Linked DNA regions of Homo sapiens: region 1 is linked to region 2. The links are chromatin loops, found by intact Hi-C in ENCODE. Cell type or tissue: gastrocnemius medialis. All regions are shown on one strand.

The links. A loop is a pair of places that touch in the nucleus more often than their neighbours do. Peaks named below come from ENCODE experiments on the same cell type or tissue, not always from the same donor. Only the 100,000 strongest peaks of a DNase experiment are listed, where the experiment ranks them.
Region 1: it touches region 2 in a loop (2.6-fold over the local background); 2 of 110 quality-filtered maps call a loop at or near these places.

The regions. Positions count from the first base shown.
Region 1 is chr10:24,460,289-24,468,288 of GRCh38, forward strand. All of the region lies in intron 5 of KIAA1217, which reads left to right. It overlaps LOC105376455 (a long non-coding RNA gene), which reads right to left and starts at 6,098. Exons shown (of 3, transcript XR_930755.4): 1 at 5,465-6,098. RefSeq lists an enhancer at 2,180-2,681. In gastrocnemius medialis, a CTCF peak has its summit at 2,988 (motif pointing right); DNase peaks (open chromatin) are centred at 3,953, 5,302, 5,413 and 6,143; H3K4me3 peaks cover 2,687 bases; H3K27ac peaks cover 7,808 bases.
Region 2 is chr10:24,211,148-24,219,147 of GRCh38, forward strand. All of the region lies in intron 1 of KIAA1217, which reads left to right. Among named protein-coding and RNA genes, the nearest start is that of KIAA1217, 6.0 kb to the left of the region's middle. RefSeq lists an enhancer at 3,262-3,850. In gastrocnemius medialis, no CTCF peak of the experiment used is centred here; DNase peaks (open chromatin) are centred at 3,794, 4,644 and 5,793; H3K4me3 peaks cover 2,882 bases; H3K27ac peaks cover 7,799 bases.

The DNA.
Region 1 (8,000 bases), 250 kb after region 2:
AGCCTTACACGTGAGAATTTCCCCAGCTCACACACTCCGTATACTTAGGATACCCATGGAACTTCTTTTATTTTTGAATAAAAGTTCACAGTGAAGATCATTCACAGTGGAGCAGGCGGCTCTTCTGAACCCAGGAAGAATGGGCATGAGGGCTTTTTTAATCTAGGTCCCCATCATTGTTTTTTTCATGTTTATTTTGAGGAAAAATTGAACCTGGCAGATCTGTGAATTACTGTCTTTCGGTGTTACCCTCTGGGACTATTCCCTCAGACAATCCTTTCTTCTCTTGACACATGGGCTGATGTTGTTTGGCTGAGGATCAAAATAATGGCACAACTAAAACACCTTTCATCAGAAGTCATCCATAACATACCCTTTAAAATTTGCTCCACAGACACAGCTCACTTTATGCTGTATGTTTTTTCTTTTGCTTGGTAATAGAACCTACACATATCCTACTGAGATCAATATGAACACAGCAGAATGCAGGCAATGGAATGTGTTTCCTGTAGACGGGCTAAGACGGTAACCCAGGTCCACAGAGTTGGTTTCAGAAAAGCTATAATCAAAGAAGGAGGAACAGTGAAGGTAGACATGAGACAGGCCTGAAGGGGTTAAACCTACTAGGGAGCAATTGGTAGTAAGAAGCTGAGACCACATGAGGCTGTGAGAAAGGAGTTATTACAGAAACAGACATCCTGGGATTTGAGTAGCTCCATTGTGAGAAGACATTGACAGACCACGAATAAATGGCCATATGGTTTCCAAGTTGACATCTGCCATTCCCCAATGTGTTTACCACCATTTTCTCTCACGGGCTCTGAAAACCATCTATCCTTTACACTGCAATTGTATAGTGTGAAATTCTACATAGATCAACATCAATTCATTGTTTCAGTTTAGGTATATCATATCATCAAACTAAAATATATATACATTTTAATTTTCATGCTGTAATCATCCTAAAGTTATATAACACTCCATCTAGCTGTTTTCATATCTGTCCTTTAAACTGCAATTGTAGAGCATAACATTCTTTTTTTGTTTTTGTTTTTGTTTTGTTTTGTTTTGTTTTGGTGGTGGGGAGACAGAGTCTTGCTCTGTTGCCCAGGCTGGAGTACAGCTGCATAATCTTGGCTCACTGCAGCCTCCATCTCCCAGGTTCCAGCAATTCTCCTGCCTCAGCCTCCCAAGTAGCTGGGATTACAGGTGTGTGCTACCATGACTGGCTAGTTTTTTGTACTTTTAGTAGAGATGGGGTTTCACCATGTTGTCCAGGCTGGTCTCAAACTCCTGGCCTCAGGTGATCCGCCCACCTTGGCCTCCCACAGTGCTGGGATTACAGGTGTGAGCTACTGCACCCGGCTGTATAGCATAAAATTCTACACAGATCAACATCACCTCATTGTGTAAATTTAGGTATGTTATATCATCAAACTAAAATACATATATACATTTTAATTCTCACGTTGTTGTAATCATCCTAAAGTTATATAATGCTCTACCTAGCTATTTTTGTTCACGATATAATCAATTTGGTCAGTTTCTCCAGTGAAAAGAAAGAAGAGCATAGAGTGCAGCGATGGAGACCCTGTGCCTCTGTGGGTGGTGCATGCATCTCTGAGGGGCATGGTCCTGAGAATGTCACCCCATAATGGAATTAGGGTTGTAATGGTAAGGGATTTTAATCAGCTAAGGCTCAGATATTTTATTTCATAAGTAATCCGGTGCCTGTGACTGATGATGACTTTGTGCATGCTTCTGTGTGTACATATATGTATATGTATACATATGTATAACTTGTGATATGGTGATATCCATATAGTACTGAGTGATGTATAATATCGATAGGTATATATAAGTATAATATATATAAGCATATATACTGATATATCTATTAAATATAACTAATATATAACTAATTATATAACTTACTCATTTTGAGGCAAGTAGATAAAACCTAATTGTAAGTCAAGAGAGGCTCTAAATCATTCGAGCCGAAGCCCAGTGAGATGCCCCAGTGATTCTTTTCCTTTGCTGTGAAAATCTGGACCTGTGAATGGAGTGAGGTACTTCTCAACAGACTTGTTCATGTTTCACACCATGGCCAGAAATCGAATAAGGAATCCATCAGTGATCACGCGTGGGCAGGCATGAGGAACATCGTTCTTTGCAGAATAGCTTGCAGTGTCCTGAAGTGCACAGCAGGTCACACGCAAACAACCGAGGAAGCTGGGGTTCTTGCTGCCTCACTGCTTAGCAGCTATGGGAAGCTGGGTGAGGTTCTTAACTCCCTGCACTTCTGTTTCCCAACTATTCAAAAAGACATAAGACACCTGTTCTATGTCTTTCACTGAGTTCTGGAGCCCATGAAATGTCACAATTGAGAGCCCTTTGTAAACTGCAAACTGCTATGTGATTATTGGAGTGTTTGTGGGTGGGGTATGGTGAGCACGGGGATTTAAAATCTCTTGTTAGAATATGAAGTGTCACAAGCAAATAAAGCAGTATATCCTATATGGCAACATGTGGTTGACAAGTTACATAGTAGTTTCAAGAACTGTCATAAAGAGAAAAATAAAGTCTAAGGCGCTAAAAAGTTGTAGTTGGGTGCCGCAGATAACTTACTAGCATCCAATCTAGAAAACATTAAAAGGGAGCTGTGCATAAAAGAACAAGGTTCGTCCAGGAAATGGGTGGATGTGCAGAGATGGAGATAAGAGAAGGAATTATTTGTACCATCTGTTGCAAGTGGCATAAAAAAGATATCATTTTACAAACTGTAACTATTTTTGGTACAAAAGGAGGTTGTCCTTGGCCTGGGGAACATGGGAGTAGCCCAGCAGAAGATTGAGTGTCAGTGAGAAGGACATTTTTCTTTTATCCATCCTACAGCACTGCACAATTATTGATTGTGGCTTGGAAGCGAAATGATTTATTTAACATTACTTCTCTATTCTGCTCCAGATTGAGATCTTTAATCACTGTTGGACCCAGGACTGGTCAGCCAGGTCTGGCCACTGGAGGGCTCAGTAGAGTTCCTCTGTCAAAAGATTTATAGAAATAACGCTCATCTTAAATATAGCCATAAGCTAACCGCTGACTGGACCATCTCTTTCCTGGGAATTAAATAATTTTGGCAGCAGTCTGTCTGTCTGTCTGTCTCATGTCTGGGAGACATTCCGTTTACAATCAAATGAAACAATAGGCTAACTAAAACCTTACAAATGGCAATCTTCCCAATTTTACCAATGCAAACAAGATGAATTTGAAATTTTTTCAACGTAATAATCCCTTCCCTTCCTAATATCATCTTCATATCTATAGGCACAGTTCAGATTTTCTTTGAGCAAATGTAATTTTTTTAAAGCCAATGAAGAAATGAATATGAAAGGGAAAATAGGAATGAATATGTGTCACAATACTATTGGCCTTGCCAGAGCATAAAAATTACTTCCTGTTGAGGTAATCCTGAATATTTCCTAGCACGTCCATTCTTAACACTGACTCAGAAAGAATACATTGCTTCCACTTTGCTTTTAGGCCTAGTCAATGAAAGGAAGAGGGAAAATGAAGAGTGGGACACTTTATACACTGCTGGGAAGAGGAACGTAGTAATGGCTGTAATGTCCCAAGGTAGAGAAGGCAGAGAAGGATCTGGTGATGTAATCAAACCAAAGCGTGGGGGTGTTAGTGGTTGCACACACTCATACTGAACCAAACTTTATGGTGAGTTAGCCTGAAAGAGCCCTTCTCTGGAGAATGTGCCTTCCACTGAGATAAAGCCACTGGGTCCTAGATGGCACCAGGATATTGTTTAGGAAATTGGCTTGTCTGGTTCATTAGCAGGTACTCTGGGGCCTTTGGAGATTGAACTCCACCTCTCTTGGGTGAGCTTGGCGCTTGCTAAAGAGCATTTAACTCATCCTGATTCACCGCAGGATTGGGCTGGCTTTCAAACTCCTGACAGTGAATTACTGCTCTTGTAATGACGAATCCATGCATGCATGCTACAGACAGTGCCCTGGAGCATTTTGAAAGTGAAAGGAAATTGCTGTGAACCTGGCAGGAAGGAAGAGAAGGGAGAGGTAAACTAGACTTCTTCTCGCATTGAACCGACCGACTCTCATTGTAACAGGGTCAACAGAAGCCACCTCTCTCTAGCGTAATGGACATGGTTTCTTGTGGTTTTACCCTTTGTTGCTTTTTTTTGGAGCCAGGGTCTCACTCTGTCACCCAGGCTGGAGCGCAATGGTGTGATCTTGGCTCACTGTAGCCTCTCAACCTCTCAGGCTCAAGTGATCCTCCCACCTCAGCCTCCCAAGTAGCTGGGAACACAGGCATGCACCAGCATGCCCAGCTAAGTTTTTACTTTTTGTATAGGCTGGGCCTCCCTATGTTGCCCAAGCTGGTCTCAAACTCCTGGGCTCAGGGGATCCTCCTGCTTCCACATCCCAAAGTGCTAGGATTACAGGCGTGAGCCACATAGCACCTAGCCCATAGCAGATATGGGATAACATGTCGAACATGGCATGACTTGCTTAGCCAAGCAGCAGAGAGACAGAGAGTTCACTGTTTGTTTCCTGGGGGACAGCCTGGCCCCAGACCCTTCACATACAGTCACTGGGACAAGCAACCCTGCCCATAATAAGCAGGTAAAGAAGAATTATAAGAGCCATGTCTGTTAGCACACCTCACGCCATAAGACAGGGTCTTTGGAGGATGTGATAGGGGCGGCATCGTGGCCTAATCAGACAAGGGGGACCACTCCTCCATCCCCCTTCCTGGAAAGTACGTGCTTGACTGAAGACACAAAACAAAACCTGCCTAATGTATACCAGATTCATCAGAAGCTGATAGTGTGTGCCTCCCATACTCTGGTGAGAAATAACAAACCCTTGCTGATTAGATTAAAAGTCAAGAGCTTCCACATTCCTTCTACTGTTTTCCGACCTCTTAGGTGGCATCTGTTACAACCACTTCATCCAAATATTTTTCCTAGTGAGACATCTTAGGAGGGTGGCAATGTCACGTGCTCCATTTGCCCCCTTCTTTAATAACCACAAAGTGATTTGATGGCAGTAAACAGTTTTTTTAGAAAGCCTGCAAAGGACTGGATTTGAACTTGAAAGACGTCATGGAATTCTTTTGGTCAGCAAGAACAACCTCTAAAAGCCTTAAAATGTTTTAAAAATGCACAGGCTGCCCAGAGCGTGGTAGTTGGGTGTGGCGTGAAGCCAGTGGGGCTTCCAGCCCAGTGAGTGGAGTTCCTTGTCACCGTATTCCCACTTGGATAGCTTTCGGTTCCACCCAGTCCCCAAGGGCTCAGAAAACATGATGGTAATCAGAGCCTGCCTGGGAGCGCAGGAGATGCTTCCTTTCTCCCCCACCTTTTGCTAGCAATGCATTAATGCCAGTCCTCCGCTGAGAGCTGCACAAGTCACTTCGTGTTGTGGACACGCACCTTCTTGTACCTGTTCCCCTGGAAGATACCAGCTGTGCTGACAGCGGTTGTAGCCAGAGGTCTCTGGGGATCGCCTACCTTCTCGTCCTTCATCTTGTTTAGGGTGGGGCAGAAGGGCTCTGGTTTCCTTTCCAGAATCCCCTCTGCACAGCCCTGGTTTGCCCTCTCTATCTTTCCTTCTCGTTTCAGATGTATTTTCCAGGGTGATTGCAGTTCCTTGCCCGGCGCTATGTAGGACTGATTAATGGCTGCTACCCAAAGTTCAGCGTGGTAAAACAGGGCTGGTTAATTAATAGACAGCCTCCTTATCTCCCTCATGTTTTCCCTCTGGTGTTAAACCAGGAGAAGAGGCTTACGTTTCCTTCAGCTGCCAATTCCCAGACTTCAAAAGTCTGGCAGCAAAGTGGGTATTGGGTGCTGGTCTAGGTTTTTGCAGTAGCACCTTTAAGTCAACAGAAAACTGATCTGAAAGTTGGCTCCTCTGGATTGAGTATGTTGGGTTTTTTGACAGTTTCATTTCTCGGTGGCTGGTTGTTTGCCCTTTCTAATGATCCTGTTTGCCTTCAGCGAAATATATTTTGTAATATTTCCTTTGCTGTTAACCCATTTACCTAGGCCGTTTAAAGTTCCTTCATTGGTGTTTTCCCTGTAAGCAGTTGTTGAAGGACTGAGTCACCCGTGAGGTAGCCTGTGGTTGGATGTGGGCTGAGGTTATTCAGTGACTAATTTCCAAGGGGAGGAGAAATTGACTTATCACGGGGAAGGTTACTTTTTATCCATGCCAGTGTCAGCTTCTCTCCGAAAACTGGGTAATACGAAATGGTCTTTATTGGTTGTGAACACTCGAGCTGAGAAACATTTTAGGATCTTTGTGTCTTTTGTGATGATTTTGTTTCTGAAGAGGAAGCTGTCTAAAATATTCAAGTGTGCAACCAAGGATTTAGATGAAGCCAGCAAACAAAGGAATCATGTAATCAGGACCTGAGCGAATGTGCTTACTCACGGCGTTAGTTACACAGGTGATTTCCTTAAGAAAAAGTAAGTGGCTTTAATTCTTTGAGGGTGAAAGAGTGTCTTAAGATTCCATTTCAGTTTTCTCTGCTTACTTCATTGTGTGGTCTGATTGAGTGGTATGTTTACAAATTCTAGACTTGGAAGGGTGGGGTTTGAAATACAACAAACTGTACATAATATTCCTTTTCCACAAGCAATATATATATATATAAATGCTCCACAGACATGATTACATGAGGCAGTTTCCCAAGATGATTTTAAACAAATATTTTTTATACTAGGTTTTTTTTTTCTGGAAACAATTTTAATATGTTGTTTCTTATCTTACGTTCAAGAAACTTCTGAATGAGTGATATTCGATTTGACTTATGGTTCTTTTGGGAAATAATATATAGCTACATGTAAGAATTTCTAACTCAGACTTCAGATCTTAATTTGAAATGGCCCCAGATATTTTCTGGTGTTTCAGAAGTATGGTGTAAACAGCATTTTGATCCGTGTGCAGTCTGTGGGCAGGGACACCTGCCTGTCAGCCTGCTATTATGATGAGGCTCTTGAAGAAACTACCCTCTTTCTAAGAACTGGAAGAACTCAAATAATGAAGAGACAATAGAGGTTTGGGCAGTAATGGAAAGAAGAAAAGACAGTGCCTAGCCAAGCAGATGAATGAGGTAGAACAGTCTTGTTCATACATTGCCATTATATCTAGTGCAGTTGAATGAACATTTTCTGTGTCTGGGCTTAGGTGCAGGCAAATAGTTATCTGTGTTGTATTCAGATAAGGGGTTAGAAGAATCTTTATTTTTCTGTGTCGGTCATCTCTTTCTTGCTGTAAAATGAAATTGTTTAAAGCTTACATTATGACATTAGTGTTGAAATTCTGTGGGGAAAAAGTGTCAATGGTACAACATAGCTAGTTACTTAAACTCACTAAGGGAAAAGAGATGATAAGATTAGTAGCATCAGAGAGATCAGTGGCAGAATAAGGGACTGGGATATATTAATGTGAATGGCAACTCGTATGTGTGTATGTGTATGTGTGTGTGTATGTGTGTGTGTGTGTGTGTGTGTGTTGCTTATTTATTTTCTTTGTAAGTTTAGTATAATTTTCTCCCACAAGGTCTGACTTTGAGTACCAGCGCAGGAAAAACCCAGTATGTATTTAATGCCATGTCTTTACTCATTAGCCAAATAACAGTTAAAAACCAAAACAAAATAAATCTGTGTTGGTGACAGATTCTAGGAAGATCTCTCCTTAGTAAGAATACCCGCAGCAAAGGCTGGGTTTGTTTTAAACTGTGAATTATACAATCTTAACCATCATGCTGCTTCCATCTATCAGATTCTGGAGTCTCTAAATTCTACTTTTTATTGCAAGTGTGACCTTGGAAATCACATTGAAGACTTGAAAACATCCCTCCAGTGATGTCCCCTTACCTTCCCCCACATCCTAAGAGCGAGTTGCCTTAGGTTGGTCCCTGTCTTTTATGGTAGGATTCCCAAGTTGTCTGATCGTAAGGGT
Region 2 (8,000 bases):
AAGAGCTTCGCTGAAGTGATATTTGAACAAAGACAGGAGAGGTAACAGCAGGGATGTAATGTTTTCAAAGAACAGCAAGAACATGGGAGAAGGATGGGAGGAAAAGAGATTGAGAGGTAATCCCAGGCCAGATCACCTAGGGCCCATGAAACCATTGTAAGGACTAGAGCTTTTATTTTGAAAGAGGTGGGAATCTCCTGGCAGGTGGGACTACTTTTTTTTTTTTTTTTTTTTTTTTTTTTTAGAGAGGGTCTCATTTGTCACCCAGACTGGAGTGCAGTGGTGTGATCATAGCTCACTGCAGCCTTGAACTCTTGGGCTCAAGCAATCCTCTGGCCTTAGCTTCCAAATAGCTGGGACTACTGGGACATGCCACCATGCATGGTTGTATTGTATTGTATTGTATTGTATTGTATTGTATTGTATTGTATTGTATTGTATTGTATTTTATTTTATTTTAGAGAAGGGGTCTTGCTATGTTGCCCAGGTGAGTTACAAAGGGATTTGTCTTTTTAAATGGGGTAATACTGGGTGCTGTATTGAGCACAATCCAAGTAGGGTTGAGGGAAGGGCAGGGAGGCCTTTAGGAAGCTTCTGCAGTCAAGGAGGCAAGAACCAGGGCTAGCTTGGACCAGGCGGTGATTAGCAGGCGGTGATAAGCCAGCAGATTCTAGGTGTATATTGAAGGTAATGCCCAAAGCATTTCCTGTAGCCTGGGCAGCATAGTGAGACCCCATCTCTAGAAAAAAAAATTTAGCTAGGCATAGTGCCCTGTAGTCCCAGCTACTTGGGAGGCTGAGGCAGGAGGATCACTTCAGCCAGGAGGTTGAGACTGCAGTTAGCCATGATTACACCACTGCACTCTAGCCTGGGTAACAGTGTAAGATTCTGAAAGAAAGAGAGAGAGAAAGACAGAGAGAAAGAGAAGGAAGGAAAAAGAAAAAAGAAAAAAAAAGAAGAGAGAGGAGGGGAGGAGAGGAGAGGAAAAAAGAAAAGACAAACAAGACAAGACAAAAGCAATTGCTAAAGGATTCAACTTGGGATGTAAGAGAAAAAGAGGAGTCAGAGACAACTTCCAAAATTTTGGTGTAAGCTGCTGGGAGAACGGAGTTGCCATTTGCCTAAGTTGGGGAGTATTTACGAAGAACAGATGAGAGGGTGTTTATGGTTTGAGGTTCTGAGGAGCAATCTTTTGATAGATTAGGATTGAGAAGTTTATCAGGTATCCAAGTGGAGATGTTGACTACAATTTGGATATTAATCACTAGAGCTGAAGGAAGACTGAGAACTGAGAGATCCCCTAAGATTGAATCTGTGTGCAGAAGAAAAAGTCCAAAGGATGCCCCCCGAGGCAGTCCAGCATCTAGAGGTCAGGGAGATTGGAAGGAAGGGCTGGAAAAAATAGCAAAAGTGGAATAAAAATCCAAATTAGATTTTTAAAATCCTGTTCAGTTCTGGGTGAATATGATGCTGTAGAGAAGCATGGCTTCATTTTTAGTTCTCCCGGTGAGCACGAGTGCCGCAAGGGAGAGCAACATCTCTGATGCTAACATCACCCATAACGTTCATTTCTATCATTGCATTCTCTCTTGTGTCTGCCTGTGTATCTGTTTTACCCAATGACAATGTGATATTCCACAGCAAGGACCATGTTTTATTTATTCACGTTTGCATTTCCAGCACCTAACAGAGCACTGGGCAACCTAACAGAGCACTCACTGGGCACTGTAGAAGGCACTCAATAATCATTTGTTGAATGAAAGGCTAATTTTACCACTTTGGGACTTTGAGTTTATTATCCTGCTATAGATAAGGATCCCTAGGGTGATCATGTAACTTACTGTCCAAATGAGATCCTTTTGAAAGTGAAAGGGAACACTCAAATAATTTTACTGGGACAACAGTTGTAACCCAGAGCTGTTTTGGCAAACTGGGGTATATGATCACCCTAAGAATAGCTCTAATCAATGAAGCTTCCATGGCTGAATAGCCCGGCTACCAGGTAAATAACAATGGGGAAGTGTAGCGCATAGTGTGCTTTGCGGAGTAGGCACTCAACAATTATTGGTGGAACATGAATCTAACTGTATCATATTCTCTTTGAAGCCCATGGGCTCTACATTGTGACCCTGGGGCATAGGCATTCCTTGGGATGACTCTGTCCACAGCAGTCCTGACGTGTGTGCTTTTGCTCTGGTTCCTAAGGTCTTGAAACCTCTATGCAAGTGAAGTGCTATTAGCCCACCTGCTTGCCTTCCCCACTGTCTGATTGGCAGCCTCCCATCGAGTGCAAGCCTGGGGAATCAGATATGCAGAAGCCTCCTCTAAAACAGCCCCCTCAGTCTCTGTACCCTTATCCCGTTTCATTCTTCAAAGCACTTACCGTTACATGACATTTAGAGTCTATATGATTTGTTTGTGGTTGGCCTATTTCAAATGTGGACTCCTCTATGAGGGCATTAAGTCTGACTTGATCTACTTCACACTGTATCTCCTAACTCCTTTCAGTGTGGGAGCAGGCAGTCAATAAATATTTGTATGAATGAATGAATGAATCAATCAGTGCTTGACACAGAATGCTTTTCTGGGAAGAGGAGCTCCTGTCTCTATTTTGTCTAAGATCTATACCAGAAATCCTCTTCATCACTGGTAAAATTTTAAGGTACTATAGAGGAATATAATGACCTGGTTTCAGCTGTAATTTCTGTGCTGATTTGTATATATATTATGATAGTAACAAGGGAGCTAACCCCATCACTTTGGGATGCTGAGGCAGGAGGATCACTTGAGGCCAGGAGTTCTAGACCACCCTGGGCAACATAGTGAGACCCCATCTCTACAAAAAAAAATGTTTTTAAAGTAGCCATGCATGGTGACTATGCACCTGTAGTCCCAGCCACTCCAGATTCTGAGGCAGGAGGATCACTTGAGCCCAGGAGTTTGAGGCTGCAGTGAGCCATGATTGCATGACTGCATTCCAACCTAGGTGACAGAGCAAGACCCTGTTTCTAAAAACAAACAAAGAAAAAAAACAAGGGAGCTTGAAAACTGAGGGATGCTGTAGGATTCTGCGGCCTGCTAACCGATTATGTGTATTAATCAGATAGGCTAATTGTTGTAACCACCCTCTAATCTTGGTGGCTTTGCATGATTAAGGTTAATTGTTCACTCAGACACAGCACAGTGTGATTTCTGTGGCCAGGTGGATTTCCTGGGTGGCCGATGAGGCTCCTCCTGCCTTGTCACTATGGCATCCCCCACGGCGTTGGAGGGTTCTGCTGGATCCTTTGTATTCAACTGGCCAAAGAGTAAAGAGAGAGAGAACGTGGAAGGTTATTTGGGAGGTCTAGGGGCCCCAACAAAAGGTGGCCCACATGGCTTCTGCCCACAATACATTGACTGGAATTAGTACAAGGACCCAGTGAGATGGAGATGGCTGGAAAATGTGGTCTTCCTCTGTGTGCAGCAGAAGAGCGTTCTGGTCGAACACATAGGGCTGTCTCTGCCACGGTACACCCAGAGAGGTTGTACAACCAGACCAAACAGCAACTCCCTATGATGCTCCCTATGACAAGAGAGCTTCTCAGCACAATTGAGAAGGAGACAGCTAACCAGAAGCCACTAGAAAGAAGTGAGGGATGCCTTCCCTAAGAGTCTGTGGCCTACCTAATCTTGACCCAGGAATAGGATCTCAGGGAAGCCATCAGCACTGTTGCTGGCTCTGGAGCAGGTGTGGAATGCCTGAGTGGTGCAAGGCCCCAAATCCCTTGCTGCAGGTCAGCTGACCCAGCCAGAGTAACCCGAGTTGTGGCAAAGAAGCTGGCCTTGGCAGCGCCTGCAGTTGCCTGCCTGCCGGACTTGCAGTGCGGCTTTCTCCTTGAGGAGGCCCCATCTTCCATGAGCCTCTGCGTGTTTGGTGTCTGCCCCAGCCCCTACTTTCTATGCTTTCTTTCCAGAATGCCAAATCCTAGCCTGGGAGCTCCTTGGATTCCTGAAGAGTGTCCCTTTAGCATTTCTGCCTGCCTTGTCCTCACTTCTCCAGGGAATGTTCCAGGGATTTTGCTCGGCTTTAAGCTCCTATGTTGCTCTTTGCCCTGCTTGAAGTGAGCTCCCAGGAGGAGTTGCCCTGGGCTCTGCAGAGGCTGGGAGGGGCAGGAAAGGGAAACAGGACTGCCTTTCAGCAAGCCCAAGCCTTGCCTTCATGCTACAGCTTCATTATTTTGTTTGACAAGGATTCCCAGAATAGCGAACAGCTAGACACACCCATATTTAAATGTTAACACCAAAGCGCATTCCAAACAAGAAATCGAATTGTATTTCTGTTTTGATGACTTGGATAATCCACACTTGAGCTTTTCTCTATTCATGTGGATAATGAGGAGTTGGCCAGGCTCAGATCTCTGACAACATGGCTGTGGAATTGTGACTAAATGTCCTCTGCCTGATCCCTCTCTAGTTTGTAATCATTCTTAGTTTTTCTCCACTGAAAAGACCACATTCTCCTTAAATGGCTGGAATGGCAGAGTTGTTGCTTCTCCCCCAGGTGTGGGGCTTGACGCTTCCAAGAGCTGAGCCTTGTCGAGGAAAAGGCTCAAGTGACAGATGTGCTGAAGTGCCTTTGTGTGGAAAGTGGCGTTAGGTGGCTCTGAGTGCTGGTGACAGGAGAGCAGGTGCCTCGAGGTAGGAGGGGAGGCAGACAGGATGATAGAGCATTGGGCATTGGGTGGAAGGCACAAGGCAGGAAATTGAGACAAAAGGAAGGAGTGAGCTCCAAAGGCAATCCGATGTTTGCCAAGTGGCTGCATTGAGCCTTCTAGCCTTGCTAGTGGTTGATGCTTTTTGTACCTTTCCTCTAAATCGCATCAATCCTTGTTAAGCAACTGGAGATATTTTGGAAAAATCCACAAGAAAGAGAAAAAACAGAAAAGCAACATGAGGTGAAAAGTGCTAGGAAAAAAACAGGGGTCTGATGAGTCTAGTCCAGTAAGTCAGGGCTGCTCAAAGATTAATGTGGACTGAAGATTGGCTCTGACCCCCAAAACTCTCCCCTTCCATCTCCCTTCCCAACTCATTTCAAAGAAGAAAGAGGGTTTATTGTCCCGGCTGTCTTGAACTCTCTTGATGCTCTTTGGATGAAACAGAATAGATCATATGAGCCTGTGCAGCATAGTAAGGCAGGATGCGACTTTCTGCCGTTATTGCCGTTGGACATGCATGGATGTTTATCTGTATGGCTGTATGTGTGTATGTAGACAGATGTGTGTATGCCTGCATAAGAAATCACCTTTCCAGAGGCTCAATCCTGTTAATTCATCTAGCTGTCCTGGATAACTTAAAATATATTTTCTTAATAATGTCAAAACTAATCTTCCAATTCCACTTAAAAGTCAATAGCATTGCTGGGTGTGATGGCTCATACTTGTAATCCCGGCACTTTGGGAGGCTGAGGTGGGCAGATCACTTGAGGTCAGGGGTTCGAGACCAGCCTGGCCAACATGGTGAAACCCCATCTCTATTAGAAATACAAAAATTAGCCGGGCATGGTTGCGCACGGCTGTAATCTCAGCTACTCGGGAGGCTGAGGTACAAGAATTGCTCGAACTCGGGAGGTAGAGGTTGCAGTGAGCTGAGATCGCACCACTGCACTCCAGCCTGAGTGATGGAGTGAGACTCTGTGTCCAAAAAAAAAAAAAAAAAGGTAAAAAATAAAATAAAATACATAAAAATAAAAATAAATAGCCAGATGTGGTGGCACACATCTGCGGTCCCAGCTAGTCAGGAGGCTGAGGCAAGAAGATTGCTTATGCCCAGGAGGTAAAGGCTGCAGTGAGCCATGATCATGCTACTGCATTCCAGCCTGGGTGACAGAGCAAGACCTTGTCTCAAAAAAAAAAAAAAAAAAAAAAAAAAAGGCAAGAGTGTTAGATCAAGTATACAACAATTTTGGCTGATATGAAACACATGCACAGCACTCAAAAGATAAAGCTAAACCTCTTCAGATTGCACAGGTATTTATCAACCTGAGAGACAGCATTTTTGGCATCTAGCTTTGTTCAGTAGATCCTGTTATTTCTCTGTTATTAAGGAAGAGATCATTTTAAAGGTAGCCATGATGTGAGTCTAAGTGTTGGAAGCGCAACCTAAATAAATGAAATGACAGTTTAGCCCCCAATATCTTTTAAACCAATAGTTCCATCTTCTTCTCCTTGTAAACTTACTGCTGAAACTAATGAAAAGTAGAAGAATTGACTAATTTGGCTGTGCTTTTCCTTCCCTTCCCCATCAGTGTCTGATGGAGATGCTATAATTAGCAATGTAATGAGAATTGAAGGGTAAACAAGAAGAATTATTCCCAGAACACACATCAAGGGTTAGAAGACTGGAACAGGAAAACCAGCCTGAGATGAAAATATTTTCTCTGCCCAACCAACGGGCATCTATACCTAGAGTTCTATATACAGATCTTTCTAGGCAAAGACAAGGGAAAGAGTGGTGGTCACATTGCTTTCAGGAAACTGGTTTATGCCTAGACTCTTAACACCTGTTGCTTTGCAAAACTAGTGTGAAGGATTGGTTCTCTGTTTATCTGGGATTCAACTGAGCAGAACTCCCAAATATTAAATCTGTATTTTTCTGCACTTAACTTGTAAAGATAAATAATTGGCAAATATGCTTCTATTGGAAACTTATTTTTAAAAAAATTAGAATAGTTTTAAAAGATTTAGAGGTAGAAGGCTCTTTGCATACCTAATGTTAGTTCAGTCGTCTTCATTTTATTCATGAAGAGAATGACACTGAGAGAGGTCACATCATTTGTTCTAAATGTCGGATTAAAGCCAAGATTCCTGAGATCCAGCCTAGTACTTTTTCCAGGGAATTCAGTGGACAAGGAAACATTATTCTGCCTATATCAGCAATACTTTATGATAAGAACTGTTCTTCGTGAAGAGCCTGACTTCATGAAGAGAGCCTGTCTAACTCCTGAAGTGCTTCTGAATGTTTTACTTTTTCTCCCTAATCTATTTGTTTTTTTTAAAAAAGTAACTCTTTTTTCTGAGCTAGCTGGAATATTCATACCTGACACCCCATCTCCCAACCATCGAGGATGAATGGAGATTCCCTTTACATGCTCCCCACTCTCAGCATTGACATCATATGACTTGGTTGATCTGTTCTTAGCAGAAACCAACTTGTCCCTTCAAAGCCAGCTCAGAAGGCAGGATGTCTTAGGTCCAGGCTATCAGGATGTACCATTGCTCTTCCTTTTCACTGTGTTTTAGGTAAAGTCCACCTCAAGTAAAATTTGTCTAAGCCTTTACTTTATAACTCCTCGATTGTTACTTTTTTTTTTTTTCTTTTGAGACGGAGTCTTGCTCTGTCTCCCAGGCTGGAGTGCAGTGGCGTGATCTCGGCTCACTGCAAGCTCCGCCTCCCAGGTTCACGCCATTCTCCTGCCTCAGCCTCCCGAGTAGCTGGGACTACAGGTGCCCACCACCATGCCCAGCTAATTTTTTTGTATTTTCAGTAGAAACGGGGTTTCACTGTGTTAGCCAGGATGGTCTCGATCTCCTGACCTCGTGATTCACCCGCCTCGGCCTCCCAAAGTGCTGGGATTACAGGCATGAGCCACGGCGCCTGGCCCTCGATTGTTACTTCTGATGGTATTCTTATGCTTGCTTGGTTTATGCCAATATGAGAAAATAAAATTTTCAAATGGTTCACATGTGTCAATGATTACTTACGTACAGGGTGATAGCTATTTTTGTTCTTGGTGATGAAGCAAATGTTTCAGAAACCCGACTGAGCTTATATAAGAATCCTGTTACCAGAATGCAACTGTTATTAAAAATACAGAAATAATCAGAATCACTGGAGTTAACTCTTTCTATAATTACAGACAAGGATAAGGAATAACCCTATTGCCTGCACACAAGTAGCCTAACCAAGTGTTCTTGAGGGTTTTCTTGTTTTTGTGTTTTGAGACAGGGTCTCACAACTGT